Regions from separate parts of the Homo sapiens genome. Here region 1 is linked to region 2. Evidence: chromatin contacts called from ENCODE Hi-C or POLR2A ChIA-PET data. All regions are on one chromosome and are shown on one strand. The core of a region is the stretch at or near the end of the contact, and the rest is flanking DNA. Distances in the headings are between cores, read along the strand shown. Region 1 overlaps SCAT1 (S-phase cancer associated transcript 1). Region 2 overlaps DNAH17 (dynein axonemal heavy chain 17).

Region 1 (3,118 bases), core at 152-2,651, 110 kb after region 2:
ATGGGCCAGAAGTAACGGGAGGGCAGAGCGGGTCTGAGCGGCGCATGGGTTGGACTGTACTGGGAGCCCCTTCCCCTCCTTCATGTCCTCTGGGTCCAGCAACAAGCTTCGTGTCATGGTAGCTGACGGTGCTTTGCCTCCCCCACTCTGTGTCCCCGCAGTAGGACTTCTCCGAAGACACGGGGAGGGGCAGCTTGTGCAGGCACAGGCCTAGAAGTTCAAGGGCATTGATCCCAACTTGAAGACATTACAAAAACGGGTGAGAAATGTCTCGGTGTGCACACCCTAACACGTCAGCCTGAAGATGGGCTGTGAAAGGTGAATAAAACACAGCTTCCGGTGCACAGAAATCGAGTCAGCTGTTAACTTCAGGTTTTGTTTGCTTATATCTTATTTTATTTGCTATTTTAAGGTATTTCTGGAGAAGACCTAAAGGACAGGGAACTACTGTCTTGCAATCCTAAGGAGAAACTCCAGAAGCCAGAGCTGGCTTGCAGCTTAGAAGAAAACTTTCCTCCCATGGAATTGTGTCCCTTGGCAGTCCTCATAACGCCCAGGAATGACAAAAATCTCAGAATGACATCTTGCTGGAAAGGATGCAGCGAATGTGGCCTAGAAATATAAATTCACATTACAGATGATTTCAGAACCCTGGCTTAGGCCTGAAAAGGACCCATGAGGCCTGATGGGGGCAGGCCTAGGGGCTTTGTCAACAGGACAGTGTCCTAATTTTCTAGGCCATCTTTATGAAGTCTCCAGCTGTCAGTCCACATGGCCCGCTGTGTCCCTACAAAGCTATGAGAGACAACAGGACTAATCCGCCAGCCCTCTTCTTTGGTGCCATGGCAGGAAGCCACACTCACCAGCAAAGCTGACCCCAATCTGAACCTGCAGACATGCAGCTCCCGGGCACACACCCACACAAATGTCCCTGGGATCAGATCGCTGTGCAAAGACAGCATAGCCCACACCATCTTGTTGGCAAATGAGAATGTAGATGAGAGGGCCACACAACCTGGCTGACTGTGTTGGATGATATCGGAGACGGTGGGCAAAGCCAGCCTGCTGGGCTGCCCCATCTGCCTTGCCCAGGGCAGGAAGAGGTTTTTCAGACTTTGCCCATGAGTATGTTACCAGCAGCAAATCTGCACGGGTCAGCAGCAACTCCATCCTTGCCTCCTCAGTGGAAAGAATCTGGAGCAGAAGTAGGTTTAAGGTAGAGGGAGAGATTGAGGCACGTTTTAGAACAGGAGTGAGGGTTTATGAAAAAGTTTTAGAGCAGGAGTGAAAGGAAGTTAAAGTATACTTGGAAGAGGGCTGAGTGCGCCACGTGAGAGATCCAAGTGACCGCTCAGCCCTGGGCGTGGGGTTTATCCGTTGGCACGGCTCTGGAGTTTTCTCTTCTCCTCCCTCGGTTCTTCCCTTGGGGCGGGCTGTTGCTCAACAGCCCCATGCAGCAGTGTTGGTCAGCACTCAGGAGGGTAATTGCATGTGTAGTGAGTTGACTGAGGTTGTGCGCATGCTCTCTAGGGGCGGTTTTCCTTTACTGGTTGAATGCCCCCAGAGGAAGTTCATACATCCGCCATTTTGCCTCTTAGTGCGCACGCTTGAGCCCACTCGCCCAACTCGAGAGCTTATCGGGAAGCTGCTGATCACCAGTTTCAGGTGTTTTTTTATTTATTGGGAGACCATCTTCCCCTGGTGTGAGCTGCAACCAATGATCATTTCAGAGAGACAGTTTAACAACTGCCTGACCATCACCTGATGGTCACCTGACATTCCTGGGCTGGTGGGCGCCACTCATGTCTGCCTAACTTCCTCCTCTAACAAGCAGAGCCATGGAATGAAGACAGGCAGCTCAGGCAGGGTCGGCCAGCCTGCACCCAGGGCTTCCAAGGCATCTTCTATTCCAGGGAGGCAGCGTTCTCCCCAACCTCCGCCAAGCCAGCATCCAGGGATGTCACCTCAATAAAGGAGGCCTCCCAGCCTGCACTAGGCACCTCCAGCTCCTTTCTGTAGGCCCCAGGAGCCTGTGACATAGAGCAAAATGTCACAGTCATTGAAGGCTCTGTGTGCAAGTAACAAGTCTCCCATTCAGAGAACTGCTCCCTCATCAAGCTCTCCTGGCAGCCCCCACCAGCATGCTCTCTTCCCGTTTAACCCCAGCAGCCCCGCAACTCATGCTTCCAGTCTGGTCCTAGCTCATCTCCAGAGCAGCGATCAATATCCATAAAGAGCTCCCTACTTGGAGTGCTGGGCCAGCTCTTTGCCCAGGGAGGGAGTGGAAGTCTAGGTTGATCATAAAGAAGTCAACCCACCCTGAAGTCACCATAAACCTAACAGGGGCCTTCCTTAAGGTATCCGTGACTATTTTACATATGCCTTGAGTTTTATAGTAGAAAACAATCAGGTGGGCTAAAGAGTGTGTGCAGGCTCATGTGCATCCAGCTCTGGTTGGTTGGAACTATCATGCCCACCCCAGTGAATCCACTGGACCACTTCGTTGCCTGACAGCCAGTGACGTATTTGGTCACGTGCAGCCACGTTGCCTTTAGGTGGCAGTGCCACTGGAGAGCTCCTCACATCTCCCTGTCTCCCCCAGCAGTGCAAGGGTGTGCAGGGATTCAAGTATTTAATTATTAAATTAAATCAAAGCCTTGAGGACTGTGTGTTTTATTGGGGGAAAAGGCTCAAACCAAACTTCAATAATATTGTTAAAGTTTTCAGCAGGATTTTGTCAGAAAAGTGAAGTATGAGAAATATGGTAACGTTTAGCCTTGTGGGAATAAAATCACTTGAGAAATACGCCTGTGCATCAAAGGGCATTATCAAGACAGTGAAAAGGCTACCCACAGAGTTGGAGAAAACGTTTGCAAATCATCTCTCTGATAAGGATCTAGCATCTGGAATATAAAGGAATTCTTACAAGTCAATAGCAAAGACGAACAACCCAATTTTAAAATGATCGAAGGACCTAATAGATATTTCTCCAAAGGAGATCTATAAATGGCCAATAAGCACATGAAAAGATGTTCAACATCACCAGTCATTAAGAAAATGCAAATCAGAACAACAATGAGATACCACTTTACAACCTCTAGGGTAACTACAATTTAAA
Region 2 (3,468 bases), core at 391-2,890:
ATTAGCCGGGCACGGTGGCAGGCACCTGTAATCCTAGGTACTCTGGAGGCTTAGACAGGAGAATCACTTGAACCCGAGAAGTGGAGGTTGCAGTGAGCCAAGATCGTGCCATTGCACTCCAGCCTGGGCGACAAGAGTGAGACTCCATCTCAAAAACAAACAAACAAACAAAAAACAAATGAACAAAAAAAAAACCATACTCACAAAAGTAACTGCCACTGGGAGAAAAAAACCCTCAAGTGGACATGAGGGTAGATTTTTTTTTTTGGAGATGAAGTCTCACTCTATTACCCAGACTGGAGTGTAGTGGCGTGATCTCGGCTCACTGCAACCTCTGTCTCCTAGGTTCAAGTGACTCTCATGCCTCAACCTCCCGAGTAGCTGGGACTACAGGTGTCTGCCACCACACCTGGTTAATTTTTGTATTTTTAGTAGAGACCAGTTTCGCCGTGTTAGCCAGGCTGGTCTTGAACTCCCGACCTCAGATGATCCGCCCACCTCGACCTCCCAAAGTGCTGGGATTATTGGCATGAGCTACCGCGCCCGGCCAGATTTTTCCTTTTAACTGGAAACACAGTGCAGGCAGGCCTCGCTGTGGTCTGCAGTTCTGTTTGTAAGGGGTAAGCCCAGGAAGCGAATCTAGACAGATGCTGTCACCACCCCACCCACCCCACCCACCCCATCCACGTAGAGCAGGCCACGTGTGTGCTGTGTTCAACTCTTTGAACCTCAGGTTTTCTCGAGATTTTTTTTTCTTCTTCCTACAACTGATTTACCTCTGCATTGTATTTTCCTCAGGCTGATGTTAAAATGGTTTCTATTGCTTGATCAATAGTTGGGTAATGAGACAGGGGAGGGGGCAGCCCGGAAGTTTTCTGACGGCAGAAGGAGCCCGCCCTGAGCCGGGGGACGCGCTTGCTGGGGAAGGAAGAGGCTGTGGAGACCACTCTGAGTGGTGGGCTGTGCAGCCGATTATTTCAGACAGGTGATGGGAATTGGCAGTTCAGAGATGTGCAACCCCTTTTAAAGCAGTCCCTTTGGCAAAAGCCATGGAAAGGATTCAATGATATTAACAGGGCTTTTTTTTTTTTTTTTTTTTTTTTTTTTTGAGACGGAGTCTCACTCTGTCACCCAGGCTGGAGTGCAGTGGCGCGATCTTGGCTCACGGCAACCTCTGCCTCCCGGGTTCAAGCGATTCTCCTGCCTCAGCCTCCCGAACAGGGCTTTTCTCCCGTCCTTTCCCCTCCCCTTTCTCCCTAAGGATACACTGGTGCTATATGGGTAAGGCTGGGCTGGAAATTCTATAAAGAGGCCCATCCCTTAAGTGTTTTCTAGAGAGGGAGAGGAGAGGAGCAGGGGCGGGCTGGCAGCTGCACAGGGTGCTGGTTCTCCGGACATCGCCATCTGAGGGCGTGTGGCCCACACGCGTGCTGCACCCTTGTCCTGGGTTCCCTGTGTGGTGTGCGCACACACTCACCTGCCCCGAGAGGTCGCATTCCTGATCAAAAACCATGTACTCGTCCTCCTTGCTGTACATTCCCAGGCCCACCTTGAGAGGTTTGTCACTGGCATCGAGCCGGAACTTCAGTTTACACAGGCTATCGAAGAGTTTGGACAGGTGGCGGCTCACCTGGGAGGAGGCAAGAAGCGGGAATTATGCAACGGGGGATTTGAAAGGCATGTGCGTGGCTTGGGCTTTCCGTGGGTGGTTTTAGGCATCGTTCTTTTTGGAATATACTCCCCATCTTTGATCAACGTTGACTAAACATGACTAAGTCAACAAAAGGAACCAGCGAAGACTGCTCTGAGTCAGGACACAGAAACCAGGCCAGGAACCGCAGCCCTTCTAAGCCAAACATCCATTCTGGAAGATTTCTTTTTGGTGGGGCATGGTGGCTCACACCTGTAATCCCAGCACTTTGGGAGGCCGAGGCAGGTGGATCACCCGAGGTCAGGAGTTCGAGACCAGCCTGACCAATGTGGAGAAACCCCATCTCTACTAAAAATACAAACTTAGCCAGACGTGGTGGTGCATGCCTGTAATCCCAGCTACTTGGGAGGCTGAGGCAGGAGAATCACCTGAACCCAGGAGGCAGAGGTTGTGGTGAGCCGAGATCGCGCCATTGCACTCCAGCCTGGGCAACAAGAGCGAAACTCCATCTCAAAATAAAAAAAATTAATAAATAAGATTTCTTCTTTTTGAGAAGGTTCTGTCCCAGATCCCAAGCCACACACTCAGTCTATTCTTGCATATCCCTTCTTCTTGTGTAACCTCTAACCTTACGGTCAAAATAAAATGCAAGCGCTTTCCCTTCACCTAGTTAATTTTTTTTTTTTTTTTTTGAGACAGAGTCTCACTCTGTCGCCCAGGCTGGAGTGCAGTGGTGCGATCTTGGCTCACGGCAACCCTCTGCCTCTCGGGTTCAAGCAATTATCATGCCACAGCCTCCTGAGTAGCTGGGATTACAGGTGTGAGCCACTGTGCCTGACCTCTTTTCTCTTTTAGAATAGCCCCAAGGAGGCACCTGTTCCTTGCTCTTGGGACCCTGAGATTTAACCAGCTGACCAGAGCAAGACCCACTGAGAGGTGTGTCTTTCAGAAACAGTGTCTTACTAAGCCTCTGGCATACGACCCATTTTCTAGAAGGGGAAAATGAGGCACAGAGAGGCAAATTAACTTCTCAAAAGCCAGGCCAAGTGCAGAGCAGGATGTGAGGCGAGTCCTGCCACGTTTCTGCCATGGCTGGGGACCCCAGGGCAGCTTCTGGTGCAGAGGGCCTCCTGGAGATGATGGGGCACGTCCAAGGACACTTACCCCACCCTAGGGCGGTTGAGGTAGAGGTGCCCACCTGGGGTCTGGCATGATGTTGGCTTAAACACCGGAATGCAAGGGGCCCCGCCTACCTCCACGGGGTCATTGCCATTGGAGAGAATGTCCAGGAGGTCAGCCGAGGAGACAAAATAGAACCGGGGGAAAGCCAGTCTTTTCGTCTCTAAATACTCTGCCAAAGCCTTTTCACAGATGGCCAAGCTGGGAGGAAGGAAGGAAGTAGAGGAGGCCGGTGACCCTACTCTGTAGGGATGTCTGCCACCCACCCTGTCGGCGAAGGAAACTGATCATCCTGGAGATGCCTGGACTGCTGTTCACAGGCCTGGTTTAATTCAGAATCTCCTACCGGAGGCTCTCGTTTCTTTGCCATCCCCTGACCTTGTGGGCACTCCTAGGCAAGAGGGAGCATCATTTATTCTCCGGGTCATTGCTTCCTTCAAGGCCAAGGCATCACGTGGTGGGATGAGGCCGGGGAGTGTGTGCTCCCCAGGGAAAGGCAATTGATTAACCCAGGACCCATGGTTTTGCCCTGTCCTGGCCAGCAGGCTGCACAAGACTTAAGTTCCGTCAGACTTAAGACTTAGGGAATCTGCACCACTGACTCCCCTGGTCTGGATAGGTGTGAGCCGCACCTCTTC

What was found. A loop is a pair of places that touch in the nucleus more often than their neighbours do. ChIA-PET counts read pairs that join two places held with the same protein, here RNA polymerase II (POLR2A). Pooled maps may share reads with other maps.
Region 1: a map of mammary epithelial cell shows a loop between it and region 2 (2.4-fold over the local background). The contact joins two enhancer-like sites. A Hi-C loop is called at or near these places in 19 of 168 maps with a recorded cell type or tissue (CD14-positive monocyte, Calu3, HCT116 and 9 more), 1 of 37 single-sample maps with no recorded cell type and 14 of 50 pooled maps. POLR2A ChIA-PET finds 5 or more read pairs at or near these places in 3 of 52 experiments (A549, HepG2 and activated naive CD4-positive, alpha-beta T cell).

What each region holds. Positions count from the first base shown.
Region 1 is chr17:78,617,015-78,620,132 of GRCh38, forward strand. It overlaps SCAT1 (S-phase cancer associated transcript 1), which reads right to left. Exons shown (of 5, transcript NR_110849.1): 5 at 370-612. Among named protein-coding and RNA genes, the nearest start is that of SCAT1, 13 kb to the right of the region's middle. RefSeq lists enhancers at 1,267-1,768, 1,769-2,268. Within about 2 kb of position 1,402, at least 2 of the 41 ENCODE cell types and tissues checked have a DNase peak (open chromatin) inside an H3K27ac peak, as active enhancers do.
Region 2 is chr17:78,503,816-78,507,283 of GRCh38, forward strand. DNAH17 (dynein axonemal heavy chain 17) reads right to left here. Exons shown (of 81, transcript NM_173628.4): 29 at 3,463-3,468; 30 at 2,905-3,031; 31 at 1,478-1,630. Among named protein-coding and RNA genes, the nearest start is that of DNAH17-AS1, 21 kb to the left of the region's middle. RefSeq lists enhancers at 2,971-3,468, 3,286-3,468. Within about 2 kb of position 1,641, at least 2 of the 41 ENCODE cell types and tissues checked have a DNase peak (open chromatin) inside an H3K27ac peak, as active enhancers do.